Linked DNA regions of Mus musculus: all the other regions are linked to region 7. Evidence: chromatin loops called from intact Hi-C (ENCODE). Cell type or tissue: left cerebral cortex. All regions are shown on one strand.

Evidence for each region. Peaks named below come from ENCODE experiments on the same cell type or tissue, not always from the same donor. Only the 100,000 strongest peaks of a DNase experiment are listed, where the experiment ranks them.
Region 1: a loop joins it to region 7, with 5 times the contacts of the local background. A loop is called at or near these places in 4 of 42 quality-filtered maps.
Region 2: it touches region 7 in a loop (4-fold over the local background); 2 of 42 quality-filtered maps call a loop at or near these places.
Region 3: it touches region 7 in a loop (2.3-fold over the local background); 2 of 42 quality-filtered maps call a loop at or near these places.
Region 4: it touches region 7 in a loop (5-fold over the local background); 3 of 42 quality-filtered maps call a loop at or near these places.
Region 5: a loop joins it to region 7, with 4 times the contacts of the local background. A loop is called at or near these places in 2 of 42 quality-filtered maps.
Region 6: a loop joins it to region 7, with 3 times the contacts of the local background. A loop is called at or near these places in 2 of 42 quality-filtered maps.

The regions. Positions count from the first base shown.
Region 1 is chr3:71,090,154-71,094,153 of GRCm38, forward strand. No RefSeq gene overlaps it. Among named protein-coding and RNA genes, the nearest start is that of Gm6634, 280 kb to the left of the region's middle. In left cerebral cortex, no CTCF peak of the experiment used is centred here; no DNase peak of the experiment used is centred here.
Region 2 is chr3:70,480,422-70,484,421 of GRCm38, forward strand. No RefSeq gene overlaps it. Among named protein-coding and RNA genes, the nearest start is that of Gm23477, 250 kb to the left of the region's middle. In left cerebral cortex, a CTCF peak has its summit at 2,296; a DNase peak (open chromatin) is centred at 2,295.
Region 3 is chr3:70,420,504-70,424,503 of GRCm38, forward strand. No RefSeq gene overlaps it. Among named protein-coding and RNA genes, the nearest start is that of Gm23477, 190 kb to the left of the region's middle. In left cerebral cortex, no CTCF peak of the experiment used is centred here; DNase peaks (open chromatin) are centred at 1,732 and 2,358; H3K27ac peaks cover 953 bases.
Region 4 is chr3:70,034,233-70,038,232 of GRCm38, forward strand. No RefSeq gene overlaps it. Among named protein-coding and RNA genes, the nearest start is that of Otol1, 29 kb to the left of the region's middle. In left cerebral cortex, a CTCF peak has its summit at 1,555 (motif pointing right); DNase peaks (open chromatin) are centred at 1,597 and 2,023.
Region 5 is chr3:70,542,239-70,546,238 of GRCm38, forward strand. No RefSeq gene overlaps it. Among named protein-coding and RNA genes, the nearest start is that of Gm6634, 260 kb to the right of the region's middle. In left cerebral cortex, no CTCF peak of the experiment used is centred here; DNase peaks (open chromatin) are centred at 1,899 and 2,986; H3K27ac peaks cover 1,018 bases.
Region 6 is chr3:70,872,079-70,876,078 of GRCm38, forward strand. No RefSeq gene overlaps it. Among named protein-coding and RNA genes, the nearest start is that of Gm6634, 67 kb to the left of the region's middle. In left cerebral cortex, a CTCF peak has its summit at 2,209 (motif pointing right); DNase peaks (open chromatin) are centred at 1,674, 1,969 and 2,268.
Region 7 is chr3:70,102,366-70,106,365 of GRCm38, forward strand. No RefSeq gene overlaps it. Among named protein-coding and RNA genes, the nearest start is that of Otol1, 97 kb to the left of the region's middle. In left cerebral cortex, CTCF peaks have their summits at 1,747 and 2,537 (motif pointing right); DNase peaks (open chromatin) are centred at 507, 1,060, 1,253, 1,741 and 1 more place; H3K4me3 peaks cover 1,383 bases; H3K27ac peaks cover 1,598 bases.

The DNA.
Region 1 (4,000 bases), 990 kb after region 7:
GTTTTTCCTTCGGAACTTCCCAATCCAGGCCTTCATTGTCTTCAATTCTCTTGATACTCTTATATTCCAAACTTCCGTAGAACAACTCACCACTCTTTAAATACTCAGTGGAGTTCTATGTGAAATCATGTCCCCCCAATATCAGAAGCTACACAGATAAACTAATTGGACAAGGGCAACACAAGTCGATATGTCAAAGTAGATGTGGGAAAGCCCATAGACTTCAACCCTGAGCAAAGTACTATAGACAGCATAGGAATACAGAGAGTAGGAGAAATGGGACTCTCCAAGGAAAAGCACATTGATCATTTATCTAATACCAAATTGTCATTCATGGAAACATACATAAAATAACATATGAAGAAGGATAAGATTATTTTTACACATATATTTTGGGCATATATATGTAATAGTAAATAAAAAACAGAAGCCATGACATGGACAACAAACAAGGAGTATATTGGGAGCGATTGGAGGGAAGTAAGGACAGAGAGAAATGATGGAATTTCAATATAATCTCCAAAATTGAAAATTTCATCACTTATAAACAGCAACAACAAAATTAAAATGTAACACTAGCGTTTGGGGATTTAGCTCCATGGTAAGGCACTTGATGAACATGCGTCTGCACCTGGAATCTATACCAAAATTAAATGCATGGTTTAGATGAGCTCATGAATTCCTGTTTGTTTTAGAAGTCAGTTAGTGATCCCTGTTGGAGAATGATAACTGAAAAGAATTAATAGTATGGCACGTGGTGTCCTTGGCTTGTGGAAATGCCTCCATCTTCACCCCCCTGCATGGATTCCTTTGACTGTGAATTCACTCATAAAACCTACTTTATGAATTTATCAATGCTTACTTCAAATTACTATTAAATATAGCATGAACTGCCTAAAATTGATGAATATTCTGGTAATTAAAAGGTGTTTTCTAAATAATCATATCAAAATAAAAATAAAGACCAGATTTGGTAATAATGTTTTTAATTTAGTCTGAGAATTTTATACATCAATACTATATTTACACCATTCTCTTCCTCTCTTTCCACCTCCAAATCTTTCATGTGTCTCTCACTTTGTCTCAGAGTTATGACCTCTTCTTCTATAATTATAGAACCACAATACAACCACAACCTATTGAGTACATTCATTATTGTTTGTAAATACATGCATATCAGGGAGAAAACCAATTATTCACCTCAGAGTAGAGATTGATTGCCTTCTACCAAGTGGTGGGGCCTTGTAAAATTAGGGGTGGGATCTTGTGAAAGTTTCCCTCCCCACCTTGGCATGTCAACTGGCATTATTGACATGCTGGTCTTATTTAGACAACCATATTCCTGGGGTATTGTAGATACATCTTCTCTGACATATCTAGAAGTCACTGTAGGCCAGCAAATGTCTTGGTTCTCTGACTCCAAAATCTTTCTGCCTGCACTTACATGACTTCCCTGAACCTTGGATAAAAACATACATTGCAGATGTGTTACTGGGGGTGAGGTATCTTATTGTGACTTGTTTTCAATATTTTGGCTAGTTGTGATTCTTTAAAATAGTAGCTATCTACTGAAATGCGCTGTAACTTTAATGAGTCACACTTATCCATGGTTTTAAATATTTATAATATTGTTATAAGGTATATTGACATAAAAATTAGCCATAGTTTATTTTCTTCTAGAATCTCTGATCTGTCCAGCCTTAGATTGATGGCTGAAATTCTAATAGAGAAGAGGTGATTTCTAATTGATTTATTTTTTCTTAATTGAGAAAAATTAATATATTGTTATGAAAAGGTCCAGAGAAAATCTCACAAAATTATTTAGTTGTTAATCATAATAATTCCAATATTTATTTAACAGTTACAGTGGTTTCAAAATTTTAAAAATGTGCCAAATCAGTTACTTTTCAGGGTATACACATTCAGTAAAGGGTAAATTAAGTTTGAAGCTTCTATCTTCAGTTTATTTTGTGTCTTACCCACCATTCTCTTTCGGATTTTAAAGTAATGGAAATGACTTTAGTAATTACAATTCTGATGTAGGAGAACTGGAGTGAGGTCCATGACTGAGTAGTTCTTTAGGAGAGTCTAATACTGAAGCCCCACAGACAACACTTAGATTCTCCCCTCCCCTCCCTTGCCCTCCCCTCCCCTCCTTTCCTTTTTCTTTTCCTTTCTTCCCTCTCTGTCTTTTTCTCCCTCCCTCCCTCCCTCCCTCCCTCCCTCCCTCCCTCCCTCCCTTCTTTTCTTTTTAATTATAGTTTTACTTATTCACTTTACATCCTGCTCATTGCCCCTGCCAGTAAATCCCACCTGAGAATCCTTCTATCACCCCCTTTTCTCTTGTCCTCTGAGAGGATGTGGGCTCCCTTGGTATCCTTCCACCCTGGAAAATCAAGCTAGGTGCATCATCTCCTACTGAGGCCAGACAGAACAGCCTAGCTAGAAGAATGTATGTCAAGTACAGGTAATAGCTTTTGGGATAGCCCTGCCCCAGTTGTTCAGGATCCAAATGAAAACCAAGCTGTACATCTACTACATATGGTGGGGAAGGGTGGGCACTAGCTCCAGCCCGGGTATGTTCTTTGTTTCAGGCTCTCTCTCTCTCTCTCTCTCTCTCTCTCTCTCTCTCTCTCTCTCTCTCCTTCAGATTTCACTCCCCTTCCAGTCCACCCTCTGACCTTTCCACATCCGATACCTCCTCCCTGCCTCCTGTCTCCATCAGGATGTCCCCACCTCAGCACCCACCCCACCAAACCGCCAACCGCCAAACTCCCTGGGGCTTCCAATCTGCAGCAGGCCAGGCACATCCTCTCGAACTGAACCCAGACCAGCAATCCTCTGTTTTATATGTGTTGGGAGTCTCATATCAGCTGGTGCATACTGCCTGGTTGATGGTTCAGTGACTTAGAGATCTTGGGATTCTAGGCCAACTGAGACCTCTGATCCTCCACAAGTTGGGCCTCCCCCTCAGCCTCTTCCAGCTTTTCCCCAATTCAATCACTAGGGTCAGTATTCTGTCCATTGGCTGGGTGCAAATATGTGCATCTAACTCCCTCAGCTCCCATTGGGTCCTGCGAAGGGCAGTCATGATAGGTCTCCCCTCATCCCCTTGTAAGGGCCGGGGGCCGGGGTTCTTTCAATAAAACACTTTTTTTTTTTTTTTTTTTTTTTTTTTTTTTTTTGCTATCCATGATACATCACACATGTTTCAGGTTGCAGTTCAAAGAGTTAAATTAAGAAACACTCAGAGTTTGTTCTCCTTTGGAAACTATAAAGTTTAGTTGGAAATTAAAGAATGATGATAACCAACTCTAATGTGACTTAGTGTTCTACTGGTAATGCTAAGCACACATATTCAAGAAAAAGAAACTTAATATGTTTTGGTTATACGATTAAAATGTCATCAGCTCTGCCTTCTCTACTTGTGCAGAGTTGAACGTAATGAAGGCAATTTACACAGATAGAAAACACACATAAACTAAGATCATTCAGTTGTAACATGTTTGTGTATTTAGTACTTCTAGTTTGCTTCTCTCAAAAGTGGTACCACTCTGTGAAGACTGATATAGCTAAGGCTTTTAGTTCTTAATAAACAGTTCAATCTGTTATAATAAGATGCGACTGATTTGCATAAGTTTATCATCTTCTGTTAAGAGGGCTCAGCCTCATTTTCTAATGTTTGAACAAGTTTATATTATAATGAGTAAACATTAAAAAAATTTAATCTACTGGCAATATATTTCCCAAAGAAACACATTTCAGCTCTAATCACAGGATATTATAGATATCCTGCAATTTCTATTGTCTGAATTTCAGTCTAATTTTGTAAAGCTTATTACTGAAATGTGGATGGTTTACTAATTTGTACTATCAAGAGTTTTCTTAATTGGACAGATATCTTATCTCACAGCCAGGGTATGTAATTTTCTGTAATAAACTAATCAAAGAAGGCTAACATTTTAATTACCAGAAACAAATTTTTGGTCATTCTCAAACA
Region 2 (4,000 bases), 380 kb after region 7:
AGTTGAACAAAGATTTGTAGTACATATTATAGCAGACAATCGTAAAAGGAAAATGCCCAGAGGCCTTAGGATTAGGCCCTTACTAATTATTTTCTGAAATAAGATGGCATTGATAACTTTATATCTCACCTCTCTTCATTATGGTGTTCACACTGGGTGGATAGATTTACCACTTCAAGAAATGTAATCTTTAAAAATCTTGTGAAATAATTTTAAAAATTAAAAATATGGTGTTTAGTCATTACTCATAATTTAAGAACAAAATATAACCTAACAATTCAAAAGCTTCCCTAGCATGATTCACATTCAATATTCCTTATAGACCAGGTCATTTTTTTTTTTCTGCTAAAATTACACTACCTTTGTATCCATCGATTTGGGAAGGTCTAGCTCGCTGTGAGTGCAGGCATCTCTGGAAAGGTGAGACTAAGTTATATAAGAAATCAGACTGAGGGTAGCGGGATAGCCAAGTAGTCAAAGAAAAACAACTGAACAACCACGGGAAGCCAGCTAATATGCAAGGCTCATCCATGTTCTGTGCTTTAGCTCCTGCCTGACTGCCTTAGACTCTTGTCCTGGTTTTTCTCGGTGATGAATTATGAGCTGTAAGATGAAATAAATCCTTTCTTCCTCCTTTTATTTCCTGCCTTTGGTCAAGGTATTATTGTCATAGCAACAGAAAAACAAACTAGAACACATTTTTATTTTATTTTATTTTATTTTATTTTATGCCTTTTGGTTAAATTATACTATCCATTTGTAGTTTGTTGTAGTCAAAGAAATAAAATACTTAATGAAAACAAGTGAAGAATAGATAACAAAGTTTCTCATTTTTACTTTGAGTGATTTACAATTAACCATAATTGAAGGGTAGAAATGGAGGAAGGAAATGGACATGAAGGGTGCCCATGATACCTGAACCCAAACCCACCCAAAACTTCATGACTTGGAAGTTGGTGATAGTTGAACAGACACTTAATGTAAAAGCTGTGTTAAGGGAAAGTCATCTTATGCAAAATTGCTATAAATGCAATAATCTAATATTTTTTTCTGTGAATAGAAAACATAACATTTTGATAAGTGAAAATATTGAATAGATTAATCACAATGGCTTCCGAAATTAACAAGTATCATTAGCACCCACTGAACTATCTGATTGTGACATGCTCTGTTTGCTGTGCATTTGCACTGATTTTCCCTCTCAATCTTCCAATAGCTGTATGTTGAAAGTGGATGTTTCTCTTTCCATTTCTCATTAAGGGAACTGAGATTTCATCCCTGACTGGAAAAGAATAGAACCAGGAATCACAGCTGTCAATCTCACTCTGTAGCTCTCACTCTGATCAATGTTTTCCCATATAATATTGGGTTTTTTGAAATCATAGAAATATCTAGATTGGAAACAGGCAAGGCATATACCCAGCTATGTCTGGTGAGGACTAAGGTATGATTTCTACAGTTCTAGGAGACGCTCATTTTCCCTTTGACGGAGGGTGGACCAGTGTGTCCATCTGTTATACAACTGAGGGCTGCCACTTTCTACTTTCTGGTCTAGATCTCTCAGGAGTCCAAAGGTTGAAAAATGAATGAATGAATGAATGAATGAATGAATGAATAAATGAATGCTCAGACAATGATGCTGGAATTTACTGCTTTGCTTGAATTCAGACAGGAGGAGATGAAATTTGGGGCTCTTTGTGGCTTTGGATGAAAAATGAATAACCAGGAGGGAACATTCACCCTGGTTGTCAGGGAGGTTGATTTTAAAATGTGACTCTATTCTGCTCAGAGGAGACAAAAATATGTTCAAGGACTTATCTATGATATCTGCAGATACAAACCCAAGAGTGAAACAGAAGTAAAATTTAAGTAAAGCAGTGGGGAAATTAAAACATATTAAAACAAAACAAAACAAAACAAAACAAAACAAAACAAAACAAAAAAACCCTTTCAGCCAGGATGCATCATTACCCAATCCTTAAAAACAATTTGTTTTATAGAATCAGAACAAACCCCTGAAATTGACTTCTAGTCCCCCTTTTTTAAAAGGAGATAAATTGATGCTGGGAGCTGAAATGCTAATATTCAGCCTGATAAGTGTGTTTGCTTCCTGACAGACCCCTTGGAATGGGGTTTGTTAAAATGAATGCGCCGCATTCACAGGAACAGTGGCGAGGCTGGGTTCTTCTGGCAGTAAATCCAGCAATTCCATTTTGACTGGGATGTTTATCATCTCACCACTTCTGCGCTCTGTGCTGCGGAGGGGGTGGGGAAGGAGGCTGTAGTTCAGCTTGCTGGCTGCTGGTGTCATCCCATTACCGCAGAATGGAGACGGTGCCTGTTTCTATTTGAACATTTAATACATTAGTCTGTAATTTTTGTCTTGGAGGTAATGAGGCCTGACAGCTTTAGCTGGTGCATGCTAACAAACCCACACTGGTCTCTTTGAAATTCTTCGTTGCCAAAATTCATAAAGGAAGAAAGAACTTTCCGAAATGACAGTAAACATGCTTCATTCTGTAAGACACTATGGTTAACGACCTGAAACACTGAAGTGTTGTTCTGAGCTATCGATATACTAATTTGAGCTGTATTAAAACTGCTGATGATGTGAACGTTTTTGCTTTTGTTTGTTCATTTGTTCATTGACTTATTTCCATTTTTCCTTGGTGTGGGGACCTCAGGGATAAAGGATTTAATTCTCATCGTTTGACAATGGTAATTATTGTGGTGACCATGCTGCGAAGAAAGCTCTTCCAATGTTTTCCTTCATCTCCAAGAGTAAACGAAGATAAACAAGATGGTTCTTAGAAAGGTTGGATGTCTGCATAGCAATGTCATTTCACACACTGGATCAACTGCCACAGACAATAGGAGACACTCTCTGTCCTGAGGAGCCAGTCACTGGAGTCTCCTGCATTTTCTGTGGCAAGGTACAAAGGACAGTAACACAATTGGGGAAGCTTTGGAAAAGTTATTTTTAACACCATGCTGACAATTAACTGGTTCTTAAGCATAATTAATGAAGAAATCCACGGTAGGAATCATTTTTAGCTGAAATTAGCTGACAACCCAGGGCTCGTGGAGAGCTGCTGGCATTTGAAGTGTGGACTCTTGCCAAACTTGTGACAAATGCATTTTCTAGGTAAACTCCCTTTTAAGTACTCTTGTGCCCTGTCAGCTATGGCATTAAAAAAAGAAAAAAAAGAAAAAAAAGGAGCCCACTGTTCAGACACAAAGCACCTCTTTTTTGAAAGCAGTTCAATCCTGAATGTAATGTCTGTAAAAAGGAAGACCAGAAATAGAAACAATGAACAGAGGCAGGTTCGAGAGAATGCCATTACCATTGAAAATATTGAAATTGCCTTCGTTAGATTAGACATATTGATATGAGCCTTAGGAGAGATCTATTGTCTTTTAATTTATAGATTTATTAGTTACCATTACTGATAGTAAGAAGCTATCTGACCCCATGGAACCGAAATTATAATAGGTCATAAACTGTCAGGTGTGGGTGTTGGGAACCAAACTCAGATTCTCAGCAAGAACATCAAGCACTCTTAACTGCTAAGCCATTTTTTCTGGCTACTGTTAGTTATTTTAAGCGACGATAAATATCTTTAAATACCAAATTCGCTTGAACAATAGAGAAAAATAGGAGAGTCAAGTCATTGCAAGTTTAAAGGTTAGACATATTTTTCTATGCTCATTTTGAGTTAGGTAGTAGGGTACTGTGCTATGAACTTTGTGTCAAGGTCAGAGAAAAACTTTAGAAAGTCAGTTCTCTTTTTATACCATTTAGGTCCTGGGGAATAAAACTCAAATCATTTTAGTGATATATGCCTTTAGTCCCATGCTTCAGGATATAAGTCTTTTGCAAGGAAATAGAGCAATTAAGTTAATCAGGTAAGCAATTAAATTATGTAATAAGCGAGTACATTTTTTTCTAATAGAAAATATGTTTGGAGAAGATGATTTGCTATGTAATCACATTTCCCAT
Region 3 (4,000 bases), 320 kb after region 7:
TGAGTTCCCAAAAAACAGGCCACTGAGCTATGAGCACTCCATCTGTTTTCAAGTTCAAAATTCAAATGTTCCAATGATTCTCTCAAAAACACGTGATCAGGTCCATCACTGTGATCTCTCATGACCTGGTATCTGTTTCTATCTTGGTGAGGATTTCTATTGTTGTGAGAAAATACCATGGCCAAAAGCAACTTGGAAAGGAAATGGTTTATTCAGCTAACACCTCCACATGAGAAGAAAGCTGGATTGGGTACCTAGAGGCAAGAGCTGATGTAAAAGCCAGGAAGGGATGCTTATAACTAGCTTATAACTAGCTTGAACCTCCTCATGACTTGCTCAGCCTGCTTTCTTACAGGCTTTCATATAGCATCTTACAGCACCAGCCCAAGGGTGTACCATTCAGAACAACCAGGGCCTTCCCACATCAGTTATCTATCAAGAAAATGCACCACAGGCTTACAAAGGATAGTCTAGTGGGTGAACATTTTTACAAAATGACTCCAACTTATGTCACATTGACATAAACTAACTAGCACATGTGGTATATGTGAATAGAAAAAAATGGAATCAATAACGTGTGAAATAAAATTTAAAGAAGAGTTCATTGAGCTAAATGAAAAATTATACTTCCTAAAGTGACATGTGACAGCACCTTTGGCAGTTGCCTATGTCAAATTATTGTCTTTGGGGAACAGGATAATCTTTGTGACAAGCGTTACTAGCTTCAGAAGCAGATGAAAAAATTTCTACAACTCATTTTGTTTTCTGACTTTGTAAGTGAGTAATATCTCTGCCTTACCTATGGTGGGTATCAAAATAGAAAACGTCTAAAGAAAGTGCAACAACTTCTTAAAAATAAAAATGTGGCATTGATGTCTTCAATCAACATATCTTTTGGGTTACTTCATCCAAAAGATTTACTGATACATAAGAAATGAACAAAAATGAAAACTGTAAATATGTTTTTGATTAGCAACAATTGACAAAAGGCAAAGCCATTATAGGTAGAATGTTTTCATACTTAGGAATCATTGGCCACATATACATATTTCACACCTTGCCATTACCTCAAATATCTCTTTTGCTGGAAAACTGATTTGTTGGGTTTTAGTACCCGCTTCCTGGGACAGGTGTTCACCAGGTACTTTCTTATTATGGACTGTGTTTGAATTACAAACAATATCTTCCTTAAGACTCTTAGAAAAGGAGACTTTCTGTGTGACACAGTCTGAGGGCTTCCTTGCTGGGCCTTCCCTGTTCCTCTTTCAGTATCTCAGTCCCTCACTCTCTTCTCTTTTCCCACCTTCCTGTCTTCTTAGATCCACTCTTCCTCCTTTCTTTCACTCTTTTCTCTAAAGTGGACATCTTGTACAGAGATGTTCCTTTTCCTTTCTAGCAGAGTGACATATTTAAAAATACTTTATTTACTTTTTATTATTTATCATTTTCTGGGCTTACATAACAAGAGAGACCTTCAAAGTATTAACCTGACCCATATACAAGCCCATTTTACTTTTACATTAAGCTAGCTGAATTAATAAATGTGACGAGAAGATAAGGCATAGATGTTAGTAGTGTTTTATCCTCTGGAAAATCCTCAACAATAAGTTGCATTGAAATCTGGAGTGTGAGGTAAATCAGAAAACTTAGAGCTTTATAGTTCAGCCTCCAAGATGCATATGAAGCAATTGCAGCTATAAGTGATACCATCTTCAGAGTGCAGCAGGAACAAGTTGAACATTTTCTATTTTCTCCTTGGCTGGATACCAGCTGCCAGGTTTTGCCTTTTAAAAACTCTAAAGAAAAAAGACTGTTTTATAGAATTTAGGAAACTAAGTGATTTTTCTTTATTGCAAGGAAAGGAAATATTTATTATATATCATGATGTGGTGGGTGGAGGAATTAGTTTAAAAAAAAAAAACCACAAATTTCTTTGAAGAATAGAGATGTAAGAATATTAAGGGCAAAACCAGAGTTAGATCTCAGGGGAACTTCCAAGGGGTGCTATTCTACCCTTTCATATGACTTGGAGGTATTATTGTTATTAAGGTATTAATTTTACTATAATGCTAATAGCTCAGAATATAATATAGCAAATCCTTTTGAGAGTGTGTGTGAGGTCAGTGGACTAAAACTTGCAGTTCTTTTACAATGATTCTGACAAGCAGTGGGAAACCTTTCCTGTTCAAATATATTTCTGACTATTGTTTATCACTAATTCCACTTAAAATTTTACTCTTGGACAGGGGAGAAAGCCAAATATGTCAAAGGACTGCTTTAAATCCCCCAGAACTCATGTATAAAAAGCTAACTAAATGTGGCTACACGTGTCTGTGAGTCAAGTCCAAGCCCGTGGGCTGTGGAGAAGGGACAGGAAGATGAATGAGCTCACTGGTAAGCTGGCCTCTTCGCTTGGTGTGTCCCAGATTTAGTGACAACTTTGTGTCAGAAAAGAAGGAGAATGAATGCCTGAGGAAGTTACCTTATATTGACCTATGGCCTCTGCATATATGCATATAAACATGCATGCATGCATACACATGCATTACACATAAAGCCATATGCACACAAAATTCATAATTTCACATGCTTATTTAAATGAATACCCTGGCATATCAATTTAACAATGGAACACCATGTACTGTTATCCTTGAAGCATAACTTCCAGTGTCAACTCCAAAGTGTGCTTCACTTTAGTAGATTCCAGAGAACTATGGGATTTCTCCCCAGCATTTTTGTTTCAGGAGTCACAGAATGTTACTATGTATCACTTCTGTGACTTCAAATTCTCTGCTGTTCTGGGCATGTTGTCTTTTGAGCTTATTTTGATGTTGTCAGTGAAAGGTCCTGGAAGAAGAAATTTAGCTTCCATTACAGAATTACAGAGTTGTTCCTCAGCAAAGAATGTTTAGCAGTAATTTGACCTTCGTCTCTTTACCAGCTGATCATGTGAATCAGAACAGGTTTCTGCAAGGTTATTATCAAGTTTGAAGTGTTATATTTACACTGTTAACCTCCTTGTAACAATTAAGGTTTTAAGTATGAAAGACTTTCATAAAGATTCTTTCACTGGTCATTGTGAGAGAGCCCTAAATAGGGCTAATAGCTCCCCTTTTTGTTGTTTTTGCCCTTTAAAGACATCTCTCCTCTTTCTGGTTACATCATAACATTCATACACATATCTATTGTCTAATCTATTAATCACAGATATGACTATACTCATGACCTGGCATATTTACTCTCTGTAATGCAATTTTGCTAAGAGAGTAAAATATAGTAAAGAGCTGACATGAAAGCATAGCACTATGTATGGGCTATAACTTTGGTATTCTTAGTAACTTGAGGTGGTATGATAGAGTCATCGCTATCTGTAAGAGAATAAAGGCCAATGTGGGGTCCAACTTCTTTTTCCATGTATCCTGTTATCTTCTTCCCAAATGATGGATCCTGAAAGAACTTTATCTCTTTGTCTGTATAGTCCCTGGGACTCCCACAGCTCTCTATGCAATAATTTCTATACTGTAGTTTGGTCCTTAGTGCATTGATTTTCATACCAAATCCAATTCATAACACTCTAGTCCTGCTGGAGTAAGCATTTCTTATTTCCTGATTTTCTTATTTTCCTGACACAAACTTAGATAAAAAGGAGAAATTTAATAAGAAATTGTGTGACATTACACCATATTTTTTCAAATTCAGATTGTCCTTAGGTGTTACTTTTAAGAGGATTCTGAAACACACAATGTCCACTTAGATTAGAACAGGGTTACAGTAACCCCTGCTAGATCAATGTAGTAGTACACTACACATTCATAATTGCAATCTCATTTGTTGAATTTATTTCATAATGTTCAGGTATTATGGTGATTATTTTGAGTTTTTTTCTACATGAAATTAAAATTAAAATCTGTTTAAAGTTCTAACATATCAACATTAGTAGGCACATCATATTGTCCAACATTCCTTCACTCTACTCTATGATTTTAAAGTATTACAGAAC
Region 4 (4,000 bases), 68 kb before region 7:
ATTAGTAACTGGGACCCGATGAATCTGAGAAGCTTCTGAACCAAGCAAAGGATACCATTAGCTGGACAAAGCAGCAGTCTACAGAATGGGAAAAGACGTTTATCAATTGCACCGTCGATAGAGGACTAATACATAAAATATATTAAGAATGAAAAAAATGCCCATCAAGAAAACAAATAACTCAATTAAAAAATGAGGCCCAGAAGGGAACACAGAATTCTCAAGGACTGAAATTCAAACGGCTGAGAGACACTTAAGGAGATGTCCAATAACCTTAGTCATCAGGGAAATGCAGATGAAAACTACTTTGAGATTTCATTTCACACCAGTCAGAATGGCCAAGATCAATAAAACAAATGACAGCACATGCTGGCAAGGATAGAAGGTAAAAGGAATAGTCATCTATGTCTGGTGAGAGTGCATATTCATACAGCAGACATGGAAATCAGTGTGGTGGTTCCTCAGGAGGCTGGGAATTGATCTACCTCAAGATGCACGAATGCCCAAAAGACTCCACCCTTCTACAGAGACACTTGCTCATCCATGTTCATTGCTGCTTTATTCATAATAGCCAGAGATTGGAAACAACCTAGATTTCTAACAGCAAATGAGTGGATAAAGAAAATGTGGTACACTTACACCATGAAATATTATTCATCTGTTAAAAAAATTCAAATCATGAAATTCAGAGGTAAATGGATGACACTAAAACAAATCATATTAACTTAAGTATTCCAGATCTAAAAAAACCAAATATAGCATGCATTGCATTCTCTTATATGTGGGTTTTAGCTTTTAAGCCTTTTATAGGCATGCTACAATCCATATAATCACAATGGACAGAGTAAGGGGCTATATAGTGGCATGGTGTTGTTGGAAGTGGGGGCTACATGGAGGGGGGTCTGAAAAGGGCTGTAAGAGAGAGAATTTGAAAATGGGCAGCTAATTCTAGAAGACATTTGGGGGTCACATAAAAATCTACTATAGAAATAATATATGAAAGAAATCTTAAAATACATACATATATGAAAGAGAGTCACCAAATCATGGGAGAGACAAAGCTGCACCAAGTAAAACCTGATTGAGGTATTAGCTAAAGGGGCCCTATAGGAACCTGTGGGATGTGAAAGGCAGCCTGTTTTCTGGTTGAGCTGGGTCCCAATGCTGAGTGGGGGCCAGGGACATGTGCTCCTATTCCTAACCTATAACCTGTCTTCAAGTGTCAACTGCTGGCAAAGGAAAAACTCGTTCTCTCCAATGAAGTCTCAGCGGGTACACAGACCACACTTAAGGGCAGACCCCATGACCTATAGTAGACAGCTTACACGAAGTGAACTCAATGGTAATTTTGGAGATCATTTTGTCTCATAATTCTTTGTTTGGCCATTTACTACCTTGCTTGCCTTTTGCTGATCTATAGTGGTTTTCAATTCTGTTTGTGTGTGTGTTTTCTTTTCCTGTTTATTGTTCTATATATAGTGTCAACATATTAAAACCCGATTAAAGAAGGTTGATAAAGTCCAAACCAGCAAGGCAGTAGGAGATCTCACCACAAGGTGGGGCTCACAGACTGTCTCTCAGTGTCCATTTTTCTCTTGTGAGGAGAAACTCAAATCTCAGGAGCCCTAAACACACATTTTGCAAGGCAGATAAAACGACAAAGGCTTTACTACCAAGGACCTGTTTTATATTTTGTTGCATTTCAGAACGCCACATGTTTTTCTCCCTCTGCTGAGACATAAGGCTTGGACAGATCTCGAGTTGCAGTGAGAAATTTATAACTAAAGAAAAGAAGCTGCTGTTCTGGGAGAAGGTTCTACATGTTCCTGTCTCCCACTCTTGTACCAAATAGGTCATTCTGAGTCCTGGAATATGATACTCACCGTAGTGTAAACCCACTTACAAAAAAGCTTTTAAAGTGGGATAAGTAGACTAGAGGTTAAAAATGTTGTAAAGCTTGAAAGGATATTTGTAGAGGGCAAACCTGAGAGCAATGCACTGTGTACAATAAAAGTGGGAATGAAGGATGCTGGACATGATGGAGAAGTCTGACTACTGTTTCTTGGGTATTCACTTGTGCCTTGTGTAGGGCTTTGTGGGTGTGAGGCATCTTGAGGGATAGCTGTCACTTAGGTGGATTGAAGGGTAGAGTGGTCAAGCAGTATGTGAACAGACACAGGCCGGAGGTGGGGAACCATGGACTTTGCTTATTGAATCCAGAAATCACACGCACTCTTAGGCGGCAGAGTGGCACATGATTATTTAAGTCTGGCTGTTTAAAAGTTAGCAGAATGGAAAGGGAACTAGCCAGGATAAAAACCTATTTATTGTTGTTTGATATATAAGAATTACACTGAGACGAAGGTTCTGTGCCTAAGTATAGGGGAATTTCAGGGCCAGGAAGCAGGAGTGCGTGGGTTGGGGAGCGGGGGGAGGGGGAGAGGATAGGGGACTTTCAGAGGGGAAACAAGGAAAGGGGATAATATTTGAAATGTAAATAAAGAAAGTATCTAAAAAAGAAAAAAAAAGACTTACACTGAGTCTAGTAGAGATCACATAGGAAATTTGCATTTCATGATCTTCCCCTGAGGTAAGAAATGTACTCCATAGCATCTCACTTATTTTGAGCTTGAGGAAGATGCTGAGGATCTTGGACTCTCAGTTCTTTGCTCCTTGTATATTTATTGATTTGTTTGGGGTTAAGGCATACTAGGTTCTGTACTCGGTATGGAGGATGAACCACCAAGCAACACAGATGAAGAAAAACCCCTCTATTTTCATAGAGCACAAAAAAAAAGAAATGAAACAGCTAAGTTTTTGGTTATATAGCATCCATCCTTAGAGGATGACAAATGCTTTTGGGGAAAAAAAATGAAGCAGTGAGAGGGTCTGAGAGTGGAAGGTGGTAAAAAGGGGGCTTAGAAGAGGTGTCAGTGAGAGAGTAATGTTTGGGTCAAACTGTGGAGATGGCAGAAGAACAAGTCTACTTGGGAAAACACGATGGACATTAAGAATTTGCAAAACACAAGAAAATCAAGAAGAGGGAAGACCAATGGGTGGATACTTCATTCCTCCTTAGAATAGGGAACAAAATATCCATGAAAGAAGTTAGAGACAAAGTTTGGAGCTAAGACAAAAGTATGGACTATCCAGAGACTACTCCGCCCAGGGATCCATCCCATAATCAGCCACCAAACTCAGACACTATTGCATATACCAGAAAGATTTTGCTGAAGGGACCCTGTTATAGCTGTCTCATATGAGGCTATGCCAGTGCCTGGAAAATACAAAAGAGGATGCTCACAGTCATCTATTGGATGGAACACAGGGCCCCCAATGGAGGCGCTAGAGAAAGCACCCAAGGAGCTAAAGGGGTCTGCAACCCTATAGGTGGAACAACAATATGAACTAACCAGTACCCCCAGAGCTTGTACCTCTAGCTGCATATGTAGCAGAAGATGGCCTAGTCGGCCATCACTGGGAAGAGAGGCCCCTTGGTATTGCAAACTTTATATACCCTAATACAGGGGAATGCCAGGGCCAAGAAGCGGGAGTGGGTAGGTAGGGGAGCAGGGCTGGGGGGAGGGTATAGGGAACTTTTGGGATAGCATTTGAAATGTATATAAAGAAAATATCTAATAAAAAAATCCTAAAAGAAAAAAAAAGATAGTATTCCTGATGGAGGAGTCTGTCTAGCACAGAGGCCAGGTAGTCTATAGTGGCAACATGGGCAAGGTCATGGGAAGTGGGATAAGGTCTAAGAGGCAACCAGGGTCCAAACTGTGTAGGACTTTTAGGTTCATGTGACCTGAGATTTTACCCCAAGTTTGCAGATATGCAATGTGCTTCCTCATCTCAAGGAGAAAGTAGATACCCTATAGCGGGATTGTTCTTGACAGACAGGCTCCATTTGTTTGTTCTTTGAGTGCCTAGCACAGCTGTAGTGCTGCCTCTCTTGAGGCTATGTCCTTCCAAGAGAAGGCTAAACCCAGCAGCTCAT
Region 5 (4,000 bases), 440 kb after region 7:
CACTATGTTCGTAGTGGCCTTATTTATGATAGCCAGAAGCTGGAAACAACCTAGATTTCCCACGACAGAAGAATGGATACAGAAAATGTGGTTCATTTACACAATGGAATACTACTCAGCTGTTAAGAACAAGGACATCCTGACTTTTGCAGGCAAATTCATGGAACTAGAAAATACCATTCTGAATTAGGTAACAGACCCAAAAGGTCATGCATGGTATGTACTCACTAATAAGTGGATATTAGCCAAAGAAAAAAGAAAAAAAATCCCATGCAGAATACACAAGATATAGTCCACAGAATTCAAAAGACTCAACAAGCTGAAGTGCCCAAGTGAGGATGCCTCAGTCCCACTTGGGAGAGAGAAGAAAGCAATCACAAGTAGGAAGGGAGGACAGGATGGACTTAGGAAGGAATGTGGACAGGGTTGGGGGGCAGTGGGGGGTAGAGGGAAACCTAATCTGGTATTGGGTGAGGGAAAAGGACTGAAGCCCTGAGGGCCACCAGAAAGAATGTAAACAGGCCACCTCAGGAAATGGGAGGTTGGGGGGAACTCCCAGAATGCACCAGATACCTGGGAGGTGAGAGACTCTCAGGACTCATAGGGAGAGCCCTTTGATGAAATGTCCAACAGTAGGGAGAGGGAACTTAGAGATCCCAACTTGAGCCTGCTTTCTTTGTGAACCAAAGGCTACCAGCCATTAGGCCACACAAATCACAATGGGCTGGCACTCTTCCATTATCACCAATTAAGAAAATACTCTAAAAGCCTGCCTACAGCCCAATCCTACAGAAACATTTTCTCAACTATGGCTTCTTCCTTTTGGATGACTTTAGATTGTATAAAACTGACACAAAACCAACCAGAAAAAATGACAATTTTATTAATTTTATATTAAAAATTAAGCAAAGAAAAGGTTGAGTTATAGCAAACCCAACTGACCTAGTTTTCCAAAATGCTTAAAAAGTAGATCAACATTATTTATATTTTGATCATCTAGACCATGATTAGTATTGACTTAAAATATATTTTCCTCAAGTGAAAATACATTTAATATTAAGGATAGAATTTTCTTAGGTAAAGAAAGAGCTCAGCAACATATTCACTATGTTAACAATATTTATTTTGAATGATCAAATTAATGGTAATCATAATTTCTATTTATTTCCTCTTTGCAGTACTATTTTCTCCACCGTGAAATTTTATTACTTTAACAAGAAATTCACACACATAAGCATAAACACACGCACACACACACACACACACACACACACACACACACACACACACCTACTTCCAACATTTCATCCTTGACTACCAATGCTCAAATTCAATTAAAAAGGATAATTTATTTCATTGAACAACTACTTACTGGTTCCCTGGTCCAGTGTGTTGGAGATTCTGCACTAGAAAAAGCAAATATTTGTTCTTGGATTCATGTAAATTTGGTAGGATGGATGATAATGATACATTTAATGAGAAAATAAAGTCATATTGAAAAAAGTAAACATTGAAGGGAACTGAACAGAGAATAGTCACAGGCAGACACTCTCCGGGTGTAGTAATCACTGAAGGCTTTTCACTGGTTTTTAAATGTATTCAGGGACTTAATTTTGAGCACTCTGTGTGTTGGAGAAGGGAGGAAGGAGGGAGGGAACAGTGGAGGGAGGAAAAGAGAAGAGGAAGAGGGAGAAGGAGAGGGAGAGGGAGAGGGAAAGAGGCTTCATGTATATGTTTATAGAGAGAGACTGTGGCTAATTTAGATTGAGCAAGTGAGAGTGGAAAAAGATGATTCACAGAAGTAGCCAGAATCCAGATCGTCACAGATATGGAATGCCATTTTTAGGTTTTGAGAGATAAGTGGAAACAATGTACTGTGGAAAATAGCCTGTCTCTGTGCAAGAATAGATGCAGATAGCACTCTAGGAGGTGGCAGCTATTATAAGGAAGAAGTAACCTATCTAGGCAGCAGAGTTGGGGAGAAAAGACAAATGGTGAGCCAGGAGATAAGGGTGGATGCTTTTAGTCAAGAATATTCCTAGCTTAAAGATCCTGAGTACCTTCCTAGCTTAAAACACTTAAAAGTAGATTGCTATTTTGATACTCCAAGGCTTATTGGTCTGTCTGGGATGCACTTAAAAGCAGGAAAAAAAAAAAAGCAGAAAATTTGTCTTTGGAGCCAAGTGGAAGAATACCATGATTTTGATGTGCACTTATTTGTACGTGTGGAATCATTCTCTTTGCATTTTTCTCTAAGGCAGTTTTGGGGATGGAATCCAGAGCTTTGTCCATACTAGGAAACTGTTCTGCCACTGAGTTACATCCGCAGCCTAGAACTAGTTTTTAAAGATATTTCAAAACAGATATTTATATTTATCATTTCTTTTTTCATGTGATTCCTGTGAGTCACAATCAACATTGACAATAATCTGAGCTATCTGTAAATTCCAGTGTGAGCCTGAGTCACTGTTCCTCAGCTGGGAATTTGCCTTTAGTGAAATGATATCACAATACAGGTTTGTACTTAATTGCAAACAAATCATCAATGGCATATAATGATCTATTGCAATCGTCAGACATAAAATTTAACACTAATGAAGTATTTCGGTGAAGCAGATCCTGATGTTAAGGTCAAAATTTACCAAAAGTTAAGATTTTTAGTTGGGACTTTATAGGATGACACCTAATTACCAACTTCATTGTTTTTTTTTTTTTTTTTTTTTTTTTTTTTTTGAATGATGCCTTTTGGCAGACACAGCTGAATCATAAAGTAATAAAATGAACTTTGAAGGCCAGCTGCAGCCTCAGCTCTTCCATGTAAGGTATAAAACATTTGTCATTTTCTTCCCACAAATATCTTTAAGATAATTGCTATTTTGGATGCAGGTTGTTGTGATAAATGACACCCTCTCCTCTTCCCTTCCTCTTCAGAAGAAAGAAGTATACTTGAGTGGCTATTTACAAAGCAGAAAGTAAAGTGACTTACATGGTTGTTTGCATTTTTTATGAGAAAAAAATTACTAAGACTTTGGCTGGCTTTTTTTAGTGTCTGCTTTTTGCTCCAATGGTGATTAGCATAGGAAATGATGTATGTAATCTTCATTCAGATTGTGTGTACATATGGTTCAGAACTAGAGACTGATAATCTGGAATGCAAATCATAGTGAGTGATTTGGTCTCTGCAAAAGTAATCTGCATAAAGTCAAAGGAATAGCAAGTTTGTAAAGTAGTTCAGTGAATATATATATATATATATATATATATATATATATATATATATACACACACACACACATATATATGTATATATATATTTGCTCTATATTTCAGAATTTCTTTTATTTAGGCTAAAATAATAAAAGCTTTATTTCTATTTTTTATTAAATAGCATCTTCTAGTAGTAAATTGTAGCAAAATATAGGGTTGCTATAAGTTTTTGAAATTATAATTACATTATTACTCCTTCCCTTCCCTCCTTCAAACACTCCTGTTAATGTTGTCAGTGTTCTCTTTCAAATTCAAGGACTCTTTTTCTGTAGTTGTTATCGTGTGTGTGTATGTGTGTGTGCGCGTGTGCACTTGCATGTGTCTTTGTGTATGATAATATATATATATTCCTAAATACATTAATACTTTTCATTCTCTAAAATGGTAACTGTTCACATATGATTTAAGGGTTGACCACTTATATTTGGATAACCATTTATGGGGCTCTTCTCAGCGTAATATTATTTTCTTCCTCTTCCATCATTCTATACTTGACCATAGATTTGTGTCTAGGATTTGAGTGCTTCCCCCCAATTGTGTCTTGGTGGCATTGTTGTTTAGACCTTCATTATGCAGCTATATTGATGAGGCTTTGTTGTGCCCACCTCGACCCGGCAAGGAAAATGCATCACGGTCGGTCAGATTCTTCTCAACAGCTTTATTCCAGGAATGCCTCGATGCTATGGAACCCCAGGAACCCAGGGAGGACTTATATACACCCCAGCACTGGGGA
Region 6 (4,000 bases), 770 kb after region 7:
AACACAGAAGTGGATGCTCACAGTCAGCTATTGGATGGATCACAGGGCCCCCAATGGAGGAGCTAGAGAAAGTACCCAAGGAGCTAAAGGGGTCTGCAACCCTATAGGTGGAACAACAATATGAACTAACCAGTATCTCCCGGAGTTCGTGTCTCTAGCTACATATGTATCAGAAGATGGCCTTGTCGCCCATCAGTGGAAAGAGAGGCCCATTGGACTTGCAAACTTTATATGCCTCAGTACAGGGGAACACCAGGCCCAAGAAGTGGGAGTGGGTGGGTTGCGGAGTGGAGGGGGTACCGGGGACTTTTGGGATAGCATTGGAAATGTAAATAAAGAAAATACCTAATAAATAAAAAAGAAAGAAAACAATGGAAAAAAAAAGAATTTCAGCTGGGGAGATTACTCAGTGGGTAAGCATTTACCACACAGAGTGTAAGAACCAGAGTTTGAATCCCCAGAACCTATGTAAAAGCTGTACAAGTATGGTGGATATTTGTAATATTAGGGCAGAATGGAAATACAGGCAATCTACAGAGCAACATGAATAGGTAGGTTAGACAGATTCATGGTCAATTGGTTCAGTGGAGAACAATTTAGCTAGATATCTAGTGTCAACTTCCATTTTCTACAAGCATGAACATACCCACACATGTATTAGAACACATTTAATGGACCAAAGCACATTCAAATACAAATTTATACATGTATGTATACTGCCACACAAGTATATACTGACAAAAAAGTTAGATATTTGGGCTAGAAATCTGCTTTCATGTTTTTAGTCCCAGGGTCTGTGGGAACTGACTGGGTAATTTTTTTGGAAAAATAACATACAATGATAGGCATATAATATGTGCTCACTGAAAGAATTTTGAAAACTAAGATTTCCTAATAAACTGTTAAAGGAAAGACTATGTTTTAGGAGAATGGCATGCCAGCAACAATCCTCAGAAATCTTTCCATGCCATCAGACAAATGCCAACAGAATCAGACAGGATAGGCTGTTTAGAGACTATGAATCCATTTCCTGGTGTATCAAAAATGACAAAAATAAGACAAGAAAGTGCTTGTTTCTGGCCCAGTATTGTTGGTTTGTTTGTTTGTTTGTTTGTTTGTTGTTTTTTATTGTCCCTACAGGCAGGACTGTGTCAGAAACCAAAGAAATTCTTTTGGAAACGTTTACGGATCATAACATTTTAGAAGAGAAAATATCAAAGTCTTGGGTGATCTTTCTGAGGACAGATTGTGTCCCTGGTGCTCTGAGTATGTTTAGTCTTATGCTTACTGGTCAACCAGCTTTTAATTATTTGACTCTATCAAAAGCAGTGACCCCTAATTTAGACTTTCTAGGAATCCTGCTTGATTTCACTTGTTTTCTACTGCTTCTATTTTATTCATTTTAACCATGCCTTAAGTTATATGATACCATCACGTGTTATTGGCTATATTTTGAACATTACTTCAACTTTCACCCTTATGGTTCAGATTCTAGGACATTAGTCAGTTCTGCCTGTGCCTTGTTAAAATAAGCAACTGCACTAAGTCAATGACAGTGTTCTGTGTTAACTGTTAGCATCACAGGCTTGCCAGCATGGCATCTATTATAAACCTTGTGCCAGTCTCAGGAGATTGTTCTGGAAAGCTGTCAGGCTAAATGCAGGAAACCATTTTGTTTGCGGCTCGGAATTCCTGCAGTTGCTGACTATGCACCAGCAGCACAGTGTGTGCTGGCATTGGCCTTCCCTCTGGGTATAATGTTTTGAGTATTGCTGCCATTTAAATTCTTGAAATAGAATGGAATGGGTCCAAGTGGCATGATTGGTACAGGCAGTACAAGTTTATTAGAGGAACTGGGGTTTGCCCTAGGTCTTGAAAGAACTATTACTTAAGTCTTAAACAATCTCTGTTGTTGTGTGAAAGCATGAGGTCACGGCATCTGTTTCACGTTGGTAGTGATGCTGAAACCATGTATAGATCTCAGTGTGCCGAATGTGTGATTTAAGCTTCCTGTGCAAAGCTTCTTATGCTGTCGTTCAAAACAGAACAAAGGCACACGTGGATTTGATGATCATGTTCATACTTAAGCAATTCAATATTCAGAGGTTTATGTGGAGCTGCTATAGTTCTGTTAAATGAACTCTCATTTGCCAATGTTGGTTGTTGTTTTTTTTTAAGTCTATGTGAGATGCTTTCTTTTGGCACAAGATGGCATACTTTAACTTCAGAATCCTGATCTAATCACAACAAACTTTCTCACTGGAAATGGAAACCAGCCAGCTCCTCAATCTCTCAAAGCAGAAACCAGACCTACAAACAGAAAGGGAAAGCAGAGACGCTTTGCAGCAAAGAAGGAACTTGAGTTATGATGGGGGTGGGTGGCTTGCCGAATATGTGGGTGGGAGGCAACCTTTTATTTAATAAATTTGAATTTAAAAGGAAAGTCAATGTTTCATTCTACTTATATGATGAAATGGCTTTCATTTTAAAAGTCATGCAGTTCTTATAAATACCATCAAATTGTGGAAAATGCATTATTATGAATCTAAAATTTCTGTTGTAACGTACGTATTATGCTGTGTGATTAACTAGTTACTATTGTTGGCTACATTGTTTCTACTGTGGGGTGTGTGTGTGTGTGTGTGTGTGTGTGTGTGTGGTGTTTACCTCTGATAAACAATTATTATCCTGGTCTCTAGCCAACTCCCCTAGGAGTTGGCTTCTGTTATTTATATGCACTGGATAGTTTCCGTATCAGTGAACCCTATTACAGCATACCAGTGTTGTCTGGTGCTACTCAGATGTAGTCAAGGGAAAGAACATTGAGTGGTTTTAATTTAAGATGCAGTGGATTATCTGAGTCCCTCTCAGTTTCATACTTAGCTGAAAGTATTGTTAGCACATGGCAACTCTTGTTCTTCATTTTACTGAATGATTTCTGGCATGGAAATGTATATCTTTGGGATAATTTTTTATGCAAAAATGTGACTGTCTGATAATTTCAATTTCTAAGACAGGTATGCACTGTACCTTATTGTTTATAAGGAACATATAATAATGTAGTTTAAAAAATAATGTAACAATCACAACAAGGACCAGCCATTATTCATATATCATGTAAAGATTCACAGTATTTCTATACATATCCTTTTCTTTTCAAAAGTGCTAAGTGTGTTACTTAACTAATGAAAATGTTATCTCTGCTTTTCTCAATTACAAAACAGCTATAATGGTTTCTGCTTTACCTACTTTATGTCTCACACTCTTTCTTTCTCTCCCTCCTTTAAGTCTTTACACCTACTGTTATTAGGCCTTAATTGCAATAATTAAATCCACTCTTGCCAGTGCAAGTGGAAAGAGGATTGTATAGTGATATTTGATATCTTGTAAATTTTGTGATGGCAGGCAAAGCTGGAAAGAATTGTTACTCATTGTGCTCAGCCAAAAAGACTGGCAGCAGCAGTAACCATCATATTCCAGGAATGTGCTGCACAAAGCTACTGGTTTGTGCTGCCTCTGACCACTCAGAGATAAGTGTATTCTACTAACTTGAACACTCAGACACCATTACTATTGTGACTACAATAGAATACAATTGTTCGACACTGCCAGAGTTTCACATTACTTTATTCAGTATATTTATTTCAGGAAATCAAGAAGACTTTGGAAAGGGAATCACAGTATCACAGCAATGCCAGCAGTGAATCTAGAAAAATACAACATTGGAGAATCGGCTGTTCAACATGCCAACTGTGACACTGTGTAGAGATGGCTAAAGAACTATAGGCAGTTGCCCTAGGTTGCTTTCTGCTGCAGTAATAACACCATGACCAAAGCAACTTGTAAAACCGAGGCTTGTTTGTCTCATAGCTTACAACCCATCCCTGACAGAAGTCAAGGTAGAAACTCCAGCTAGGAACTGAAGGCAGGAAATGAAGCTGGAACCCTGAAGAAAAGCTGCTTAATGTCTTACTTGCTTTCTTATTCAACCAAGGAGTAC
Region 7 (4,000 bases):
GATGCTAGGACCAACCGCTTTCATGACCACCTCCTCCACATTCTCTCTCTAGCTTTATGGGCACAGGCTTTAAAGTATGGAGAAACTGAAGCAACGCTAGCTTCATCCCAACCTTTGAAAAGGCCTCTGCGATGCTTACATTTTCAAGAGGGAATGTAAACTGATGTAGAAGCCGAGGGAAGTTCCCCTAAGGGTGCCGAGTGCCAGGGAAAAAACCCCAGTTTCCCCCACCTCCCGCTCTTACTAGAGGGCACATTTGAGAAAGCTGACTGCAGCAACTCTGCTTGCTGGCCAGATCCTTGGCAAAGGCTGATGCTGGCTGCAGCCAAGAGCTGTGTGAGGTTTCAGGACCAGCAGAGGTTTAATAGCACATCCCCGGGTAGCGCAGGTGCCTTGCTGTGGCTCCGGGACATGTGGGAACCACGAGCAAGACCTCTGCATTGGCTACCAGTTCCCAAGCACATCTCTCTCTAGAGCGCAGCCAAGGTCCACTGTGCCAGGCCAGATTGTAATATCCAGCCTCTAACCGATTTTTCAGGAAACACCTTCAGTGGGTATGGGTAGAAAAATCATCTGAATGTCCTTAAGGCAAGCAGGCAGCCTGCTGTGTGGGCTGTGCTCCACAGCCCACACAGACTTGTCTGCAGCAGATTCTTCCCTGAGCTGTCACTCCTGGAAATTTATGCTGCACTTTAGGTCCTCCCTTGTTTGCGGTACCAACTATGGATGCAGCCGCTTGACTCCTCATTTTGCAGATGAGTTGCTTTGAAGACTGGAATTAAAACACAAGTGTCTCATGAGCTCGTAGCCATGCAGGAGCAGGAGGAGCAGGAGGAGGAGGAGGAGGAGGAGGAGGAGGAGGAGGAGGAAGTCTATAATTGGAACTCATCTTCATTTTCTCTCCCTAACTCCCCTTTCTCCTCTACTGTTTCCTTGGTCCACCCTGACTACATCTGTCCTTAGATGATTTTGCTCTGACCATGTAGATTCACTTTGGTAGGAAGTGTAAGTATTGTCTCTGTCAGTGCTGTGCGAGGAAACCTCTGCTTCTAACTTCTGCTTCACTCCAGTTTGGTAGCCATTGTAGAGAATTCGAAAGGACGCGAGGTTTTAAAATTTTGCCTCATTTTAATTCTCTAGGTTGAAATAGAAATAGAGGAACTTGTTACTAAATTTTATTGGATGGTAAAGCGTCATGGATCAATCCACTCATTTCACACCAGGCTCAGGGAGGCGATTTGGACTCATCCCCGGACACACAGCAATTTTTCCAAGCCATTCAGAAAGCGAGTTAGCAGCTTTCGGCCACTAAAAGAGTATTGTGGTGGTCATTGTTACTCTGGCACAATGCTAAGACACATTTTTTATTAGCATGCTGTAATTGTAAAAAACAAGCTTCATTGTGACAACTTCATAATGCAAAGCATGTATCATGGTGATATTTGACACTTCGTCTTTCGGCTCTGTTCTGGCTGGCTTTCCCTCCCCCATTTCCTGTTTTAGTCCCCTTGGCTCCTTTGTTATCTTTTTCCTTTCCTAGTTTCTCTATATAAAGAAAAATGCCAACATACTGTTGTTAAACTCTTGCATCTTAAAAAAAAATGAACCAAACCAGAGAACGCTAAAGTAAAATCACATATTGTACCATGCTGCTTCTCTGTATGAGAAAAACTGGCTCATCTAAGGGGCAAACATTGGTAAAAGCCAACCTGCTAGTCCACAAAGGGCCCTAGGTGGCGCTGTTGTATAACTTCTGAAACTGCAAAATTCAAACTCAAAAATCGAAAGCGACGGAAACCCACTTTTCCTATTTCTTAACTGTCCACCTCTAACGGCTTACTCTTTTATGTCCAGATCTTTGAATATCTTACTTCCCGGTAGAAGGGGAAATAAAATTCTCTCTGTGGATGCACAAAAATAGAATTCCTTATGTATGTATGTAGGTAGGTAGGGGGAAAGCCCGACTGCAGTTGTGCTTTAAAAATATCTTGAGGCATCATGCAGATGAAACCCTCGAGGAAGTTTCCACATGTATTTCTAAGTGCGGAAGGTGAAATCCTGCGGGGATGTAGCTCACCAATGCTCAAGGGCTGTCCTCCGAGAAGACGTTTATTGCTAAACACCATCTCAGATTCCTGAAGTCACGAGGCTTGGTCAGAATGTCATTTTTGGGAGAGGCCGAGGCCACACACTTTGCAGACTATCAGTACATCCAGGTTACAGGCAAGGTTTGAGCGTACGGTTTCTAGTACCTAAAGGGTACATCCAGAGTTGTGTATAAACAACCCACTAACTTAGCTCGGGGAGCCCAGACCTAGAATCTTTTTTGGTAATAACGCTGTTCTTTCTCCAGGAGAGGACACCTCATATAGACATTCAATAACGCCTTGTACCTTGTAATTCCCTTAAAAGTTAATGAACGGGCTAAAATGAATTTTAATAAGTGCTAATTAATTGCAGTTTGTCTTCCGATTTGAAGAACAAAGGCACCCCCGCAGTATTTGGCGGTTTCCTCGGTTGTTTTGAAACTACTTAACAGCAGATGGCAGTGTTGCTCTGTACGTGGCCTGCGGAGGCTTGGCAAGAAACTTCCCACAATCCTTTTCCAGCAGAACTCCACAAAGAGATGCACCCATGATTAAAGCCTAGATGGAGACAGAAAGCAGGGCACAGGGAAGTTCACAAAGTGAACTCAAAATATGGGGGTAATTTCATCCTTGTATGATTTAGTTGAATCAAATTTTACTGATGTGCATCACAACCATGTATTTAAATTACATGGCCAAAGAATTTCAAATAATGGGCATTCTGTGTGTGTGTGTGTGTGTGTGTGTCGGGGGGGAGTGACAGAAAATGGGGAGATAGGCACAGATGTTATTATAACATATTGTGTATAGATATTTACATATACTAGTGATCCAACCAATCATGCATCCATTCATCCATCTGTCCATCTGTCCATCCATCCATCATCTGTGTCTACCAGTCTACCTACCTATCATATATATGTATATTATATTTATATACATTCATTCATTCTGAGGATGACCAGAATTGCAGTCCACGTGTGAAATCTTTAGGTTCAGGCGCATCACTTAGGCGCTCAAGCTGGAATTTTCTCGTCTTGGGAAGAAAGTTATGAACTAAGGGTTTCCAGCATCACCTCTGACTTTGACATTTGTGAAGTCTGCGAACATTTCCATATTCTCTGGCACTTTCTGCACCTTCAGAGTTGACCAAATAAACTCTTGTCCTTCAAGTCACACTGACCTGGGTGAAGTCACAAAGCTGGATTATGCTCAATGTCATATCTTATTTGGCTTTTGGATGCTATTTAGCAAGACTCCTGTCCAAATGGCAGGCAGTGGTGACCAAGGCAATTAGGGAGATTGATTTAGCATGCATGATTTCATTTTCTGCTTCCTACGGTGAGAGATGAAGGGCCTAAGATAACCAAATTGGACTTAGCCAAATTTAGACATCAATTTTTCAGATTGTTTTCATGTTGCAACAGCACTTAAGGTAAATTTAAACTTCATTATTTTTTAAAATAACTTTTTTCAGAAGAGTTTTCCAGGTATGTGAAAATCACTTGTCCCTTCTAAAGGTTTCTTTGTCTTTTCTACATCAGTTTATTGTTTAAAAAGATTAAAAAAATGCATCAACTTTTCAAATAACATTATTTTTTCTGAGCCTCTTGTGTATTTGGTGTTCTGTTACACCAATCTGTTCATTAATTTTAGGTTGGTTCATTTCACTGCTGTTATTTTAATGTCACATAGAGACATTAAAATGCCACCAAATAATAACCTTGAACAAAAAATATGTATGGCTGAAACGGCTCTGATATTTGCTGGATATTGATTCCCTAATTGGATTAAAGTCTGTCTTTGACAGGATTCCAAGAAAGCAAGAAACAGCTCATGATTCAAAACTGACTGGACCTCATCCCAGTGACCATGGGTGATGCTCATTCATTCAGCAAACTCTGATTGAGGGT